2 separate regions of the Homo sapiens genome follow, and region 2 is linked to region 1. A link is a loop called in an ENCODE intact Hi-C map of the cell type or tissue named here. Cell type or tissue: mammary epithelial cell. All regions are shown on one strand. Links, peaks and the distances in the headings refer to the core of each region. The heading gives the core; the rest is flanking DNA. Region 1 overlaps DGKI (diacylglycerol kinase iota). Region 2 overlaps DGKI (diacylglycerol kinase iota).

Evidence for each region. A loop is a pair of places that touch in the nucleus more often than their neighbours do. Peaks named below come from ENCODE experiments on the same cell type or tissue, not always from the same donor. Only the 100,000 strongest peaks of a DNase experiment are listed, where the experiment ranks them.
Region 2: a loop joins it to region 1, with 6 times the contacts of the local background. A loop is called at or near these places in 5 of 110 quality-filtered maps.

The regions. Positions count from the first base shown.
Region 1 is chr7:137,651,905-137,661,222 of GRCh38, forward strand. It overlaps DGKI (diacylglycerol kinase iota), which reads right to left. Exons shown (of 33, transcript NM_001321708.2): 4 at 4,562-4,636; 5 at 2,828-2,884. Among named protein-coding and RNA genes, the nearest start is that of DGKI, 190 kb to the right of the region's middle. In mammary epithelial cell, for the core only: a CTCF peak has its summit at 4,550 (motif pointing right); no DNase peak of the experiment used is centred there.
Region 2 is chr7:137,812,848-137,822,165 of GRCh38, forward strand. The region is part of intron 1 of DGKI (diacylglycerol kinase iota); the gene reads right to left. Among named protein-coding and RNA genes, the nearest start is that of DGKI, 29 kb to the right of the region's middle. RefSeq lists enhancers at 7,129-7,909, 7,935-7,984. In mammary epithelial cell, for the core only: a CTCF peak has its summit at 4,099 (motif pointing right); no DNase peak of the experiment used is centred there.

The DNA.
Region 1 (9,318 bases), core at 541-8,540:
ACATTTAGCATATAGGAGATCATAGGCAACACTGAAAAAAGAAGCAATTTCAGTAAATGGGTAGAGTAGATATCAGATCAGAACAGGTTACAATGACTAGAAAGTGACATACCGAAAATAATTTATATAGTTAACACTTTCTGGAAGCTTGGCAGTGACCACAAAACTGAGAATTAGAGCAGTAGGTAAGACACAGTTTGTGGCTAAGGAATGTTTTTGGGTTTTTTTAAAGATAGAAATTATTAGAGTGTGTTTATGCTGATAGAAATTATCTAGAAATGAGGGGATGAAAATATATAAAAGAAAGGAATTTCAAGTCCTTGATAAGAAGACAAGGGAGAATATCCAAAACCCTTATGGAAGGTCTAGCTTCAGAGAAGTGGTACAGACTAATGAAAACCAAAAGCATCTTGTATTAGAAAAATTGCACGATTAAAATTGTCTCTCTTTCTCTCTTCCCCTGCCTCCACATTGACCTATCAATTGAGAGAGATACATATTGGAGGGCAGGAAGCTAAAGGTGGGTATATGAATCCCCTGGTTGGAAAGTCATAAACTCCATCTTAACTTGAAACAACCCCTTCTAGTTTCCTAAATAAAGCACCTCCTTCAATTGAGTCACCACTGAATTACCTTCTGGCCCACACTGTCTGCACTCTGGGTGGCACTGAGGCACCACAGCCCTATCATTCTTCTCCTGCTTTCCTCACCCTGCGCATGGCCCACAACCTTCCTATTGCTGCCATGCTGCACAAACACAATGGGAGAAGACAACTGATGGGGACAACTATGTTTTCTCTTTCTACAACCTCCATCCCAACCTACTCTCTTTCCACATGTTCTCCCAATCCTTTTGCATTGTCACTAGCAATTATAGCATTCATATTCATGTTGTCTTTTTTCATCAACTCTCTTTAAATGTTTGTGATTCTCAGATATCTCCTATTTCCACTCTCCACGTTCATCTATTCCCACAGCTTTCATTACTGTGTAAATAGGCTGATGACTCACAATGCCTGACCTCCAGCCCAGTCTTCCTCATAAGCTCCAAACTCATATACCCACTCAACCTTCTATTGGGCATCTCCAGTTGAGGACAACAGGGATACCTCACACTTCACAGTTCTACAACTAAACTCATTACCTCCCCAGCCCATCCTCAAATCAACTCATTTTCCAACATCTAATCAGTTTTTCAGGTGTGTGTGTGTGTGTATGTGTGTTTGTGTGTGTGTGTGTGCGCGCGCGTGCGCGCACTTAGCAGTAGCTTGGTTTAGTCTGGGCTCCTCTTGTGTCCAAAATCCAATCAATTACTACATCCTGTCAATTTTGTTTCCTTCAAACTCATATCTACCAACGTTATTCTTAGTTCACGTCACCATTATTTCTTGCCTAGATTACTAGCATGGCTTCTGAAAGTTGTCTCTATGCCTCCAACTCTTGAACTGCATGGTATTTCCTCCACGCTGCAGCCTGAACAATATTTGGCTTAAAGTAGTTTAATGCTCACCTCCCAACTATCCTGATGATAAAACACTCAACTTGCAGCATGGCTTACAAGGACCTTCAGGGTCCAGCTCTTGCTATCTCAGATCTCATGTCTTACTCAGTACACCCTCTCTCACTTGGACTTGTGTGCTCTTCTTTCTATCCGGAAGGCTCTTGCCACTCACCTCCTAACCACCCTCCTCTCACTTAACTTAGTTAGCTCCTTAAGGTCTCAGCTTAATTGCCGCCTCTTCCAGGAAGCCCCTTCTCTGACCCCTCTCCTCTCTTTCCTATTTGTTACTACACAGAGCTGATCTGAGGAGTAGACCAGCTGGGGAGGTTTCCAAGGGGTAAATCTGTAAGTGGAACTGAACCTCGTCTCCCTGAGAAAGTATGCTTATCAGAAATCATTTTTACCAGACTTTGTCTTAAGGAGGATACCGTATAAGATGCTAATGTTTGGGAGGCAGTGAGTGACTGCTGGGCAGGCTGAACTACATTCTAGGAGGACAGGTTCTGTTCATTGCAGGCTTTTGTTTCACTGATTAGGGAGTGCAATTTTGGGCCTGGAGCTTAACTGTCCAGAATAACACAGGAGGGTTCTTGCCTGAACTGTGCTTGCTGTCTCTGCTAAATAAAATGTGAACAAATAAGTGCTGTCTCCTCTTGTCATACCTCTGCTTCCCACTAACACATCAGTAACAACTCTTCATTCTAACTTCCTCTTTACCTGTTTATCTTCACGACCAGACTGGAGGGTCAGGGACTGAGAACTGAATATAGTTCTAGCTTATGATGTATTTATTTTTTACTTAACAAATGAAAACACTGAGATTTAGAGAGCTTAGGTGAGACGCCCAAGATCACACACATCAAGGCTGGTTTTGAAAGCAGACCGTCTGACTCCAGGGCTCATAGGAATAACCAGTTACTGTGCTGCCCCATGAATGGCTTATACCCACTCAAAATTGAAAAATGCACTTAAAATCAACCAGAACACATGGCAACAGAGCGACACTCTGTCTCCAAATAAATAAGTAATAAAAGTCTATTTCTTTCTTACCCCTTCAATTCTATCACTACCACCTTCCTCTAGTCTCTGGTTCATTTGGTAAGACCTTAAACTCCCCAGTACATTTTATGAGAATAAAGTCCAGTGTGCACATGTTGAAAAGACTTGAAGATTTTATTGATTGTGCTTATTGATGTGTTAACAAAAAATTGGCATGCAACAGAAAGAGATAGAATTTATTTTTTATTCCCTGGTGAATATCTATGAATCCACTGAATCAATGAGAAATCAAAGGTGATACTTGAAATCAAGCTCTGAAATACTCACTTCTCTTGGTGACCTTGAGCCTCCTTCTCGAAATGTTGGTTTACATCTGAAATTAATCTGTCATTCAAAAAGAAAAGTATATTATATTAGAGATAAGCATCAGACTAGACTGAATTACCTGAAAAAAAAAAAAACAGTGACAGATATTGAGACTGAAAAGCAAAACCTCCAAAGAACAAGGAATAATACTCTTCTTAGTCTTTTGAAATCATCACATTAGATAATCAACAGAGATCCCAGGTGATTCTATATCTCCAACCCCTTTCCTTCATTCTCACAAATCAAATCTAAGTATCTTTAAACGATAATGCTCTTACACCATAAATTTGAGAAACTGAGATAAGAAAGAGCCAGAGGAAAGATACTGGCAGCTTAAACTACCCAGCTGGGTTTCTGATTGTAAAAGTAGAAAATATAAACTTGAGTTTTTTTAGTATTATGACAATTATTCAAAGACAACAGAGTTATTCTTTTTTTTTTTTTTTGAGATGGAGTCTCATTCTGTCACCCAGTCTGGAGTGCAGTGGTGTGATCTCAGCTCACTGCAACCTCCGCCTCCTGGATTCAAGCAATTCTCCTGCCTCAGCCTCCCGAGTAGCTGGGACTACAGGTGCGTGCCACCACATCTGGCTAATTTTTTGTATTTTTAGTAGAGACGGGGTTTCACCGTGTTAGCCAGGATGGTCTCCATCTCCTGACCTCGTGATCCACCCATCTTGGCCTCCCAAAGTGCTGGGATTACAGGCATGAGCCACCACACCCAGCCCAGAGTTATTCTTTATAAAAGGATTCAGCACTGCTTTTCTTTTAGATGTGGAGGTCTCCTAGTAGGCACATTGACATTTCGGTTAGCTACTCGATAAAGTGAAAGGAGCAAAAGAATGAAGGCAGAGATGAGTAAGTGAAGTTGGGGCAGAAAAGAAAATATTAAGATAACATGTTGGTAGTCATTGCCACAAGATATCAGCTAGGATCAACTGGTCATGTCAGTGAAACTACATGAATGTCATGGGGGACTAAAATATTTCAATGCATTTACCCATGACAGCTCAAGAACATAGATAATACACAGAGAAACACACACATTAAAATGTAGTGGGAAGTGTGAAAGGAAAGAGGATGGCAGGCAACTCACTATTGGAGCCTTTCCCATCCCCTAAATGACAAATAAATGGACTTTGCCGAATCCACTGATTCTGGAGGCACACCACCACCGGGATGTCACTTCCAGCCCCACCCACACATTTGAGCAGCAACAGGAGGAGCACTGCCCCAGCAGAGTGAGAGCCGGCTTCCAGCGTGGCTCGCTCCCTTGCAGGCACTTTAGGAAGACGTAAACCACACAAGTCAGATATATGTGAACAACAATTATAAACAGCTTATAGAACTTCTTCCTTCTTAAACAGCTTGTGGAACAGCCTATGGGTGGATAGTAATGCTTGAACTGAGATGATATAATAAGAGAATCAGTGCACACCAGGCTTTTCCATCTAACTGTGTTCTTCCTTTTCCCAAGAGTCAACGTAAAATGATATCAAATTACACTTCAGCAAACAAGAGAGTGAACGACCCTTAAACATTGTCTTTCCATTAGTAATCTGGTAATAATGTTGGACTTCCAGCTTTTTTTTAAGGGCATTGTTTTCAAAAAGTTGGAACTGGAAATTTACACCGGGCCTCTGAAGACCAAATACTTGCAATGTAACAAAACTGCAGCAGGGGGCGCGCTCTTACCTTTTCTAGCTGCTCAATGCAGGCGGTGTGGACGACGATTTTACAGACTGCACACTTCCTCCTGAGAGCTGATTTCTACAATATTCAATTCAAAAGACAAAAAAGAAATGTTAACAGTCTGTTCTGAAGAGTTCCCTAGTATTAAAGTGGGCATATATAATAAATACATAAATACAGCAAACATTGTAATTATTTCTATTACAAAGCAAATTTAAAACTTCATCTTAAATATTGAATAAACTGACAAACTTTATCAACAGTCTCTGCACTCACCAAGTAGCTCCACATCTGCATGATTTAGGGTGGGCTAGATTGTCTCTTCAAATAATAATAATAATAGCTCCAATATTTTGAGCATATAACAAGAACTGGCTCTTTGTTCTGTCATTTCTAAGTTTCAGAACCTTACAATATAGGCATTATTCTCTTCCATTTTAAAATATTTTCTACATTATCACTCAAGTAGCTAAGGGGCAAGACCAACATCCAAACTCAGATCTAAGTTGAAAACAGGCATTCTTTCCCTATTGCCAAAGAGTCTAGATTTCCAGGGGCCAGTCATTTTAGGCTTCTATCCCAGGCATGAGTCTAGACTAAGTTACTTCGGTTTCTGCCCAAATCTTCCAGAAGTAAAGGAAGGCAAGTTCAGCTTTTACGCCCAGGAAACAATAATAAGAATAGCAACAAAAGCAGGAAACGCTGCTAATAGGAATATAGTATTTGCTATCTGTTCTTATAAGCACTTCACAAATGGTAGTTCACTTAACCCTCACAACCCTATGAAACAGGCCCTATTCTTAATTCCATTTCACTGATGAGAAAACTGCCCAAGGTCAGTGAATTAAGGCACAGCAGGGCCAAGTGGTCTGGCTTCAGAGCTCATGCTTATAAGCATTACACAATTCGGCCTCTCTGACAGTCAGTATTAGTTTAAAATTATAATGAAATAAAACTTTTTAAAGTTTATCTTTTTCTCTAATGATAAAAAATGGACTGCATGGAGAGAGATGAATGAGCAGAATCTACATTTCATGACTGCCAGTGTCATGCAGGATCTAAGATAGGAAAGTTCAGCCCTCTCTATAAAGGACAGACTGGAAGGAGGATTTGTATGAATAATTTCTGTGTTTGAGCCTGAAAGAAATGTACTATAACTAAGCCTGTCTGTCAGATGGGCTATCAAAGCATCCAAGTGTGAAAGGTCCTGAGTTCCTGTCCTCTTAGAGATTGCTGGCAACCTTCCCCTTCCGAGGAGTGGTTTCCCCTGCTGAGGTATAATTTTTGAGTCAACTGTGTCAGGTAGGTGAGAAGAAATAAAGCATTGCTGCGGCCAGAGATTTGAAGAGCTGCAAACCACCACTTTGGAGGGGTAGGATTAGGAAAGAAAATGCAGCCTCATAGGTCTTGGACAGCTGCATTCATTCAACATGGGGTATTTACACATTATCAGCCACCAACAAAGAACCTAAAACACTGCAGTACCGCTGCCATGAAACTTGTAGAAGAAATCCACTGACTGAGATTCCTTTATTCTGCTTGCAGATGCTTTTATCACTCTCGGATTTCCTCTTCCTGAGGGAAGAACATGGTGTAGCACATGAAATACATTTGACAATTGCTTTTGCACATAACAATGATAAAAGAAACCAAAGCATCTAGCTACACTACTGAACAGTGTCTTGTTCTACTACTAAAAAAGAAAAGAAGAAGAGAAAAAGAAGGAGGGGGAGGAACAAGAAAACATACAGTAGTAATCGTAGTAACACAGCAGTAGCAATCAAAAGGACAATCAAAAAATTCTATTTTGCTCTACAGGGTAGAGCACCCATAAGCAAATCATGGTTTCCCTTCTGTTTCCTATGGATATCCTGGTGCGAATCACTGCTTTGGCACCACCTGTGGAAAATGCATGGGGCATTTGAGTCACATTGCTAATCAGAGTTATAGCGACACAAAGGAAACTGGAGTTGATTTTAGTCTATTCATTTCCCATGAAACTCCTAGTAAATTACATTGTGGATAAGCAATGCAATATTACCACAGGTAGGCAACCACTTACAGGCTGTGATTTAAGGATGCCTGAAAAGCCTCCCTCCTTGCCAATAACTCCTGTCCTAGTCTAGCTTCGTGCTTGACACTACGCTCTGCATTAAGTTCTATGGAGTTCCAGGGATTTCTTAGTCTGTTACGAAAGTCACTGAAGATGGAAGGAAGATGCGGAGAAAACTCAGGAAGCCTCATGCATTCAATGAAATGCAATGCCTCCTCCTTTGTTTTACAAATCAGGATTCTGAGTCAAAACATCTTTTGCACAAGGGATCTGGGCTAGAAGAATTTGAGAACTGGTGCATTAAGATATGCTATCTCTCAGCCTTCTGGAACGTCATGTAAATGCACTAACATCATTCATATGGAAAAACTGAAGTGCAACGTTCCGCAGATGATAATATATGGAGTCGAGTGCTGTAAGTTCTAAAACTGATTTTAACTGAACTATATTGATTTTTAAAAGATCCTCTTAAAATATATTATGAACTTATGTGCCTTTTGAGGCAGAATATATAAACCATATTCTAAATTTTTCTTCATAAAGACTACAACATGATGCACTGTACAAAGAACAGTCATTTTTCTCTTTCCTGTCCTTCTGTTTGGGTAGAGCTCCTTTTGAGTCAGTGTTGCTGTCTTTTGTTGCTCTCAATTTCCTAAATGGCAGCTTCTCAACAGCTTTTAATCTGAGAAATCAGATAATTACAGTTTACAATCATATGTAAAATTAAGTAAATAAATTCTGAATAAAGGTCCCAGGTCTTTTGCCATAGTAGAAAAGTAAATAGATTTTTAGTTCCTTAATTGAGGGAAACTGTTTTAGCAAATCGGAAATTTTAATCACTGACTTCACGGTGTATGACTACATTTCAACTGGTTAAAGTTATTTGAAGTAGTTGGATAATAAGCTTCCGGACAGAAATTGCCCAAAACACCTAGAATTTTGTGCTTAGTTAGGTTGCAATTTTTCATTTTTAAGTTCCCAGCTATACACAAAGGTAAGATGCAGGAATCTGGACATTCTAAATACTACAAATATTCACTTTTTCCCAAATAACTTATATGAGCCAGTGCTTACTTCTCTACGAAAGGTGATAAATTAAACCAAGAAAAGTCACTTAAAAGCATTCAGTAGGGGCCGGGAGCAGTGGCTCATGCCTGTAATCCCAGCACTCTGGGAGGCTGAGGCGGGCGGATCACAAGGTCAGGAGATCGAGACCATCCTGGCTAACACAGTGAAAGCTCGTCTCTACTAAAAATACAAAAAAATTAGCCAGGCATGGTGGTGGGCACCTGTAGTCCCAGCTACTCAGGAGGCTGAGGCAGGAGAACGGCGTGAACCCGGGAGGCAGAGCTTGCAGTGAGCCGAGATCGCGCCACTGCACTCCAGCCTGGGCGACAGAGCGAGACTCCATCTCAAAAAAGAAGCATTCAGTAGGTTACCTCTTATTCCTTACATTGGGACACAGTTGTTATAGAACCTAGCACAAAAACATAATTTAAACAAATATTGCCTAGAACATGAAACATGTTTAAAAATTAAAATTATTTAAAAAACAATAATTTGCTCTCATCAATGAATTTAAAGGCCAGTTGAGCTTACTGCCTTAAATATCAAACAGCACCTAAGCACCCTTACTAAGGGTTTCCTGATTTTGCTGGTGTTGGTATTCAAAAGAAACTTATTTGTAGGTGTGTGGTACGGGGTGGGCAGAGGGGGGAACATATCCGTTTAAACTAAGACAATATGGAATACAGTATAGATCACAGTCCATTATATTACACTGTTCTAATAAAAACATGACCAACATTTACTTAAATAACAACACAATAATATATATGCTAGGTTTTAGGATGGTGGGCATGATCTCACCAGCAGCCATACAGTGGTTATAAGAGAAAACACATCCTACATATTTCCCATGCTGCAGGCCCTGCTGGCATTGAAAGTAGTGACAGCTCTCCACCAATCTTCAGCTCATAGCAGGCAAGGGAGAAAAACTGTCACAGCTTTAGACCACTGGAGCAGGGAATGGGGATTGAGGAGGACAGAGGCATCAGTGGCAGGCAGTGGTAGAGAGTATACAATTGTCCCTAATAAAGAGATTAATATTGAATCCTATCCCACCCAACTACCTCCCTTGCCTAAGTCCCTGATCTATATGTACCAAGAAAGCTATTTTTTTTCTTCCTTTGAGCAAGATATGTGATTTCTGCTAAGTAACAATGAATATCTGGTGGGAGTTGAGAGAGTTTGATGGAGAAAAACAGGAAAGGAAGGATGGGAAAGATGATGAAAAATAAAGATGAAAAAGAGGGAAGGGGAAAAGACGGGAAAGGGTAGGAGAGAAGGGAGAGGAGAGGGGAGGAAAGGAGAAGAGGGGTGGGTCCTTCAGGGCCTGGGGTTAGCTACTTTCACAGGCCCATGATCTATAAAAGGATTGGGGCCTTTTTGCTGCCCAAGGTAAGTAAAATTAAATATCTGTCATTCCCAATTGTCAGAAGTTTGACACCCAGGAAGCAGGTACAACAAGGCTGGCTGTCCCCTTCTGAATGAGGCACACGGCAAGCTTTATTTCTTCTTGCAGTGGGGCCAACTGCACTGCCTGCTGACTACATAGCTTCTACTGCGGTCCTAAGAGCTCCCACTGAGCTTGCCCACCTCGACAGGTGGAATCACCAGAGATGGGACATGGGGAAGGCAGTAG
Region 2 (9,318 bases), core at 592-8,591, 160 kb after region 1:
ATATAGTCATATTTGAGGCAATAACAATACAGGATGTCTTATATGTGTAAGAGAGAAGACTGAACCTCTCAAATCATTGCTGCACAATGCACCGAAGTACAGAAAGCATCAGTTGCGAGAACAGCAGAAATGGTCAAGAAGTCAACAGAGCAGAGCCCCAAACAATGACCCTGAGAAAGTATGCCAGAGACACAAGTTGATATGCAACCAGAAGGAAGGGAGTTCCTCTGTTTAAAGAAAGTAAATAGACCAGGAACAACCCTAAGAGGCAGGGTCCACCCACACAGGAACAGACTTAGGGGGACCAGGTACAGTTCTCACTGGTGATGGTGCTAGTGCTCACTGGTCTCATCAGCACTGCTAAGACAAAGTGCAGACAGTCACTCTCGGGAGCATCACTTCTCCTGGGTCACATCAGTGAAGAGGCTGAAAACCAACTCCTGACTTGGCCTCTGATTTCTTGTTTGGGTTTGGCAAGCTGACAGCCTTCTTTGTATGTATTAGAGTAGGTCAGTAAGGATGAACCCAATGTTCATATTCCCAGGCAGATTCAGGTCAGGAAGAAAGAATGAAAGTGACCATGATCATCACTTTCAGTCATGTCACACTGGGCGTGGCAGGGCTATGGATGCACTTTGTGAACCACCCCCTTGGGTGTTGAGTGTGCTGGTGCTGACTTCACAGCATTTGATACTGAGGATGTCCACCATTCAATAAACTTAAAACAGAAAGAAACTGATGTCAACTCCTTCCTCCACCTCAGAGGAATGCTCCCAAGTACCTCCAGTCTTATCATATTCTCTAGTTCCAGACCACTTTGCAAAGATGACTGGAAGTCCTTAGCTATAAATTTCAAATCTTAAAAGAGCTTTTGCCATGAGACAGATGGAAAAATGCATTTTTGGCAAGATTTTAACCCACTCAAATGTAGTGATTTTTCTCCAAATTGAATCTTTGAATTTCAAGCTGCATTTAGTGCTGGCAAAATGCAGCTTCCTGGTTCAGGATATCTAATAACGCTAATAGTTATTGAGTGAGATGTGGGCAAATGAGACTAATATATAGACATAATTTCCCTTGAAATAATCTCAGAAGTGAAAGCCCAAGGGAAAACAGGCTCATAATGAGGCAAAATGGATTTTTGCTAAACACAAAAATAGTACAGGACATATTGTGAAACCCCAAAGGACAGCTTTACTGCCTCTATCGATCAATGGTTTGTCCTTTCTATTCTCCCTTTCCAAAGGATCTCCAGAGCAGAATGAAAGGATGGATGTGCAAGTACAGTGATGGATGAAGGTGAGGAATGGGAGGAGGAAGCCACCCGGAGAGTAGGATGACCCCACACACAGGAGCCTTCACGAAGCCTTTTCTCTAACAGCAGGGCTCTCCATTTAAGAGTTAAGAACAGCTCCTCTGCACTGGAATGGAACACCGTCATGTGTTCTTATAAAGTAAAGAAATGCCAAAAAACGATTCAAATTCCATCATCAACTCCTCTTCTCTTCGAAGGGTTGAATCTCTCATACTCTTGAATATTTTAAGAGCTTCTAGCTTCTCTGAGGCTAATAATGGACTAAATGACCAACATTTAGTTCATTATTTTTCCCACCCATCTATGTTTTGGGGTGCATTGTTTGAAACCCCTCAAATCCAATTCCCAAGGCCCCTAATCCCCCACTCCCCATAGCATTCTCAGACTAGTAGCCACAAAGGGCATGTGTGAATAAATACACAAGATCACCTTGGGTATTATACCTCTTGAACACTGCCCCTTGCTAGATATACATCTTGGGAAAATAACCTCAGAGACTTGAGCTGCTCCAAACAACCTGGCACAAACATTGAGGTTTGAAATGAGACTAAGAAACAGACTCTGTAAGTATTATTAAATGTTATAAGCACCCCCGCTAGAGAACAAGTATAGAAAGGAATATGAGCCTATAAATATTCCAGAGGTAGACAAACCATGTATGTATATCACGTATATTTTAAAACAAAAAAATGGTACGCTGGTTTTAGGTCAAAAAGGCAGATGAACTAAAAGAAAATACACTCCTTCAGCAGCAATTCCTGCCACTGGATTACTCAAGACATCTCCAGTTTGGATAATGAAAGATTATGCTTCTCCTTGGCTAACTTGAATCCTGCTGAAAACATGGAAATATCAATAATTACCCAAAAGATCAGCTCTCTTTTTTCTTCCCAGGAAAAAATAAAAAAAAAAACTAAATAATATTGACCTTTGGCTCATAAAAGTAGAATTACTGGTTTTATTATTACTTTTCTTGGATATTTCTAGAACCTGAATTCCTTCCCCTGAATCTTTTAAAAATTCATCCCCCCTCCTTCGTCCTGGAGCAGCTAGAAAGAGAAGACACCATGTGCCACCCGAGAGGAGGGAGAATTCAGAAACTCGTCTTCCATATGTGAAGCCAACATGGCTGGTCATTCTCAGAAAATCATCTTATTTGAGTTGCTGGCCCAGCTTCTGCACAGGCTTTGGTGCTGGATTAGCTGCTCCCTTTCAGAAATTAGCTAAATGGCTTGCCTAAGAAGTCGGGGGTTGAGTGTATTTTGAAATAGAAAAAACAACAGAAAAGTTCACTGATCTACACATTTCTTCTTCTTCTTTTGATGTGGGTTACAAACAAATTTTCTAATGAAATGATACATTTATTCTCCCAATAAACATTTTCTAATTCACATATTCAACATCATCTATTTATTAATATTGAAAGACTACTAGATGTCAGCTATGGATGTTCACGCTAGGGACATGGATATGAACAAAGATGAAGATGTAGGCCTGTGGAAGTTTACGGGCTTAGGTGACACTCGTAGTACTAGCTATTATCTAACACCTCTCTTATGTCACTTAATACATTGAAAATATAAAATACTGTAGGTAGAACAGAGAGAGAAAAGATTAGTTCTACAAGGGAGAAAAGAGACTTTAGATAGAAGCTTGTGCCCAAAGCAGAACTTGAAATGTGACTCTACTGCTCTTTCTATTTTCATTATGGGTACCCTTTTATATTATATTATAGGCCCTTATATATTTGTGATGTCAGGGTGTTCCCTGGGTCTGTTCCCATCATCAACCTGTCCCTAAATAATCAAGTCTGCTCTCCTGATTTCAGTTCCCATTACAAATTCCACACTTCATCTGAAACCATTCTCTTGAATGAGAGAATCCTTTTCATGTTAGCCTTCACCTTGATGGCTCACAGGTCCCTTGAGTGCGATATGACCAACATTTAGTTCATTATATTTCCCGTCCATCTATGTTTTGGATGCATTGTTTGAAACCCCTCAAATCCAATTCCCAAGTCACTTAACCCCCAACTCCCCATAGCATTCTCAGACTAATAGCCACAAAAAGCATGTGTGAATAAACACACAAGATCACCTTGGGCAATTTACCTCTTGAACACTGCCCCTTGCTAGATGTACATCTTGGGAAAATAACTCTCTTTCTCAGTTGGTTCATATGTAGAATGGAAATAATCAGATACCTACCCCCTGAGGTTGTTTTGGGGATTGAGTTAATACATGCAAAATGCTTGGAACAGGGCCTAGTATCAATGGTAAAAATGAATGTTAACTACTGTGATTATTCCAGGAACTCAGAGTCTATGTCCAACTTACCACATTCTTCCACTCAGAACACCCATATATTGAACTTTTCCATGCATTTTCCAATGTGCCTCACACTATTCTAAGCTCTAGAGATACAGCAGTGAACCAATCAAAGACCTTGTGGTGCTTATATTTTAAAAGAGGAGAGACAGATAATAAAAATAAACAAATGCATAATATAACATTAGATGGTATCAAAAGGTATAAAGACAAAAAACATTGTTTTGTAATAGAGAGTGACAGAGAAGGAGAGGCAAATTTTTATATGACAATAGGGGGTGAGTAAGGAAGCTGCTAAAGAAGGAACTTTTGAGTTAAGACCTGAATGATGCAATCCAAATGTAAAAAGATCCGAAGAAGGGAGTCTCGACCTTGGCACTAATGACACTTTGGACCAGAGAGTTCTTTGTTGTGAGGGGCCATCCTGTGCATTGCAGGATGTTTATCAGCAGCCTGACCTCTAACCACTAGATGCCAGTAGCATCCCAGGAGTTATGACAAAATCTCCCTCACTGAATAGCAACACTAAAATGACAATTTAAGTGATAAACACTGTTATCATTCTCGTCTCACTTCTTGACCCAACTGATCATGTTATATTTCTCGGTTACCAACTTGCTTTTTATTTCCTAATCAGCCAAGTCATTTCCCATGGCCATACCTGTGCTTATGCTGACCTCTTGACCTTTGTAGAAGACCCTTCCCACCCCTCTTCAGCTGAACAATTCCCCATCATCCTTTCATCAATTCGATTCAAAGTGTCATCAGTTCAAAGTGTCTCATTGTCTAATTCATTTGTATTCAGTGTCTATAACACACAGTAGGTGCTTGACACATACTCGGTGCTTAATAAATATTTATTGAATGAATTAACTACTTTGCCCTCAGGATTTTACAATTATTTAGAGGCCACAAGATATATATACCTATAACTCTCAAATAATACTAAAGGTGATAAGTGACGTACATTCAATAATAACAAAGTGTTTATTTGAGTTCAGAATGAGGAAAACATACTCTTCAATGAGTACTTTTCTTATGTGTATAGAACAAGTAAAGACTGTTGCTGTCGAATTGTGACTCACCTTCCCCCAATACAGTCCTATAGTCACAGACCATGGTCATAATTTCACTAGTGATTAATAAAGCCCTTGCAGACCAGATGTGAGGATATTTGGTAGGTCACACTGACCATCACTCCTACTGGAAAATCAATCTGCAGATACCAGTGGATTATTTCAATGATAAGAGTCCTATGAATGTAGAGAATGCAAACTGTATCTGAGTGAGGCCAATGCTAAAAGGTACCTTCCCATGCCTTTCTTACCCGTTCTTACCCAGTCTTTAATATGCCACATCTGTTTTATTCCTATGCATATGTGTCCCAGGCCTTCTTAGCCACAGCAGGGGCTAACATCAGACACTATGTACTAGTACGAACTTATCAGTCATCCACAACCAGTACCAGTTGCTCCATATTTTGAATATTCTTATTGGCTTCACCATTACTTGGCTACACACTATCAATGACATTGTCTTACAGCATGAGAATCATATAGAAACCGTTTATTCCATTTGGTTACAAAGATGAGCTAACTGGGAATATTTTGAGAAGATGGCAGGCTACCAAGCTAAAAACCTTCTAAGACAAAATTGAAGGAAATACACCCAACCCGAAAGCAAACAAGCAACTCAGAGATTTAGAATTGCTCTGAAGTTGGTCCAAACTGCTCATCATGTGATTCCATTCCATAATAATCCTCTAGGTCAAAAGTTCAATAAGCATAAACTAATATTTAGGAGTCCAGAAATGTGTCATCAACCACACAAGTGCACTCCTCAGATGGCTCAAGTGGACCATTAAGCTTTGTGTATCTGTACATTCATGAACTGAGCTCCTGTCACACCATTTTGGCACATATTCCCATCTCCCACAATTTTTTTGTTTGTTTCTTGAGACGGAGTTTTGCTATTTTTGCCCAGGCTGGAGTGCATGGCGCAATCTCAGCTCACTGCAACCTCCGACTCCCAGGTTCAAGCCTCCCAAGTAGCTGGGATTCTCCTACCTCAGCCTCCCAAGTAGCTGGGATTATAGGCATGCGCCACCATGCCCGGCTAATTTTTTGTATTTTTGGTAGTGACGGGGTTTCACCATGTTGGTCAGCTGGTCTTGAACTCCAGACCTCAGGTGATCCACCTGCCTCAGCCTCCCAAAGTGCTGGGATTACAGGCGTGAGCCACCGCACCTGGCCCTCCCACCATTTTTTGCCCATATTTCCAACTCCCACCAGATTCCTATCTATCTATGGATCAAAAACTCAGGAAAAACTCAGCATAAGTGTATTACACACAAATCAATACACAGATAATTTCTATTTCCATGTATGTTGATAGTTCCTAAGACAATTAGAAATAACGTTAAACTTTAAAATAATGTTTTTCCCCTCAAATGACCTAAGCAACAGAAAAATCATTGTCAAATAAAGCTTCTACAAAAAGCCCTCCCAACTGCACAGAAGTGGAAATTTCCATTTTACAGGTGATGATCCTAAGGCTCTTCGACAGATTAAGTGCTTTAGCCATGGTCAAAAGCACGATCAAAGGCTGAAACAAGACTTGCATATTTAAACTCCAGCTTAACTGGGAACCTGGTGCTCCACTCCCTGCTTGATGCTACCTCTTAATATAGCTATTGAGTACAGCCCACATTTAAACACCTACTCACAGACGTTACACCAGATAACACTCCTCAACGAAGCTGTGTTCCCAGACCCACAGCTTTGTACCCACACAGAAAATCCAAGAACTTCAGACTACAAGGGAATTTTTTTTTTTTTTTTGAGACAGAGTCTCGCTCTGTCGCCCAGGCTGGAGTGCAGTGGCGCCATCTCGGCTCACCGCAAGCTCCACCTCCCAGGTTCATGCCATTTCCTGCCTCATCCTCCTGAGTAGCTGGGAATACAGGCGCCCGCCACCACGCCCAGCTAATTTTTTGTATTTTTAGTAGAGACGGGGTTTCACCGTGTTAGCCAGGATGGTCTTGATCTCCTGACCTTGTGATCTGCCCGTCTCAGCCTCCCAAAGTGCTGGGATTACAGGCGTGAGCCACCGCGCCCAGCCAGACTACAAGGGATCTTAAATGATCATATGGCCCAGCCTACTCATTTAGCAAATATTTGATCATGGTTCTCTGCACAGCCCAGCACAACTCCCCATCCCCAAGAAGGTGAGATCCAAACTCATTGTATGGCAAGCACTCTACATCATCTGACCTAGTCCACTGCCAGCCCCACAGCCTGCCAGTTCATCCTGCACATGCATGCTAGTGTCAACAAACAACTTGTCTTTTCTAGAATACACCATGTTTTTTCAAACCTCCATTACTATTCCTTGTCCCCCTACAGAATCAGTCTTCAACAACTAGTTCAAATGTCACTACCGCTGTAGGGCATTCTCTGACCCTCTCAGAGAGCATCGTTGCCCCTTCCTTCATCATCCCATGACACTTCTTGCATGCCTTCGACATAGTGCATTTCTCATCATGTGTAAGTCTATGTTATTCATATGTCCACCTTCTTCCACCAGAAGGTGAGTTCTGTGAGGACAGGGACTGCATTTTATTCATTTCACTCATCCTTGCATCTAGGCTAGCACTCAGTGTGCTCCTTAAAAAGTTAGAAAAAATGAGATACAGAGAAAAAAGATGAAGGATGCTAAAGTCAGAGAAATTAAGAGATTTGCTCAAGATCACCCAAATGAATCTCACAGCAGGAGGCCCCAATCAGCACACTTTGTCAGACAGACCAGGAGACAAAAAGCCACTTAACTACCTACTGACATTCCACATCCACCCACTGCCCTCCATTTTCTCTTCATCAGAACATAGTTTCTGATTCATCCCACAGAAAACTCTGCCACAGCTCTGGCAGAGACCCTTGCAGATGAAAATGGCTGTGAGAGCCCTGCACCTTGCAGAAGCAGAGAAGCGCAGCTGGTGGGAGCACTCAGGTGAACAGTTTAATGCATAAGAGGCTCTTCCATGTAAAACAGGCGGGCAAATGCTGGGGGGAGATGGATGGGCTCTCTTGTTTCAACAGTTGCTACAGTAACCCCTCTTCCACCACCAAACCCCAACCTCATAACCTTCTAGAACACCAATCCCAAGGACAGTGTCTCTGGGGGCTGTGGGTCTTCTTAGCTGTCTCTCCAATGTCTGGGAAAACCCCGTGTCTGATCATGGCCTCTCCTGCTTGCAAGTAAAGCCAGCCAGAAAAGGCAGCCAAGAAATTAGCCAGCTGGCAGCAACTCTGGAGGTGGGGCTGTGTGAGACCAGACCAGCCTCTCAGCAAGACGCAAGGGCCTCCCCCAGCCGGCATCAGGCCTTGCTAAAGGGTGAGGAGTCTCTAGTTTCGGCCCCTCACCAACCTCCTCTGAAAATGTCAGAGCAACCCTCCCCTCCTCCCCTGGGGCCCAGCCCTAGAGGGGGAGAGCAGCTCCTCCCCAGCTGCTGCCAATTTGCACCTCATTAGCAACAGCCTCTCCCCAGTGACAGTCCCTCAGAAATCCCAGACTGAGCACCTCGTTGGTGCTAAATGAAATCTGGGTGTTTGAGGAGAATGACATCTGAGCTGCTAGGAGAATGACAAGTCTCAGGGCTTCCCAGAAAACTGGGAGAACACAGGCTACAGAGAAGAGCATTGTTCCTGGAAGAAACCCACAGCTTCACGTCCGTAGTTACTGACAATCAAAGGGATATTTTGAAAGGAGTTGATGGCTGCAAGGTAAATGATGAGCTGAATGAATGCGACTTAATTGCTGCAGAATGCCACTGGAAGTCACAGGGGGTGCCTCCTCTACTTGGAATGCTTGAAAAAAAGATGTAAAATTACCAATTCACCCCTGGTCACAGACAGAGAATTGGGAAAGATGAAATACCTAAAAAAACTCTTAAAAGTCCTTTAGAAGTAAGAGGAACTAAGAACAACATTGTTTAAAAATTCTGAAGAAATACACGAATATGTTAACTTTTCTATTGTTGTAAAGCAAAACAGAATAAGCAACTTCCAGGTCACTATGGTGAGCTGGACACATACTTTTAGCCCAGCTCTCTCCAGAAACTCCCAGTAAGATGAAAGTCAAGGAAATAAAAGACATACATCAGAAAAAAAAAAAAGAAAGAAAGAAAAGAAAGAAAACAGGAGATGACAATAAAAGAGACAGATGACAACCTTTTTGGAAGCTGCGAAGTGAGCTGAATGCAGGCAGAGTAGACAAATCCAGAAATTAAATGTGTTAAGAAGGAAGCAGCAAACAAAAAGAGGTGGGGTCACCCCACAGAGTTCCAGAAAAGCTCAGAAACTAGAGGCATCAGGTAGTGCTGAAGGTGAGGGTGTGAGGAGGAGCCAAAAACAGGAAGAATCCTTTCTAGAGAGTAATTAGACCCCCATTCTGAGGACCTCTGACTACTCCCATGTGCCACACACAGCTATGAGACTGGAGATTTAGTTTCTAAAAAAGCTACACCAGAGAGAACTAGAAAATACAACCGCAGCTGGGTTTGAGTGTGAGACCCTCTACTAAAAGCAGAGAGAGCAAATGAAAGCCTATCCACTGAATAATAATAATTCAGCCTCAGGGCACAGAGCGGTGGCTGACACCTGTAATCCCAGCACTTTG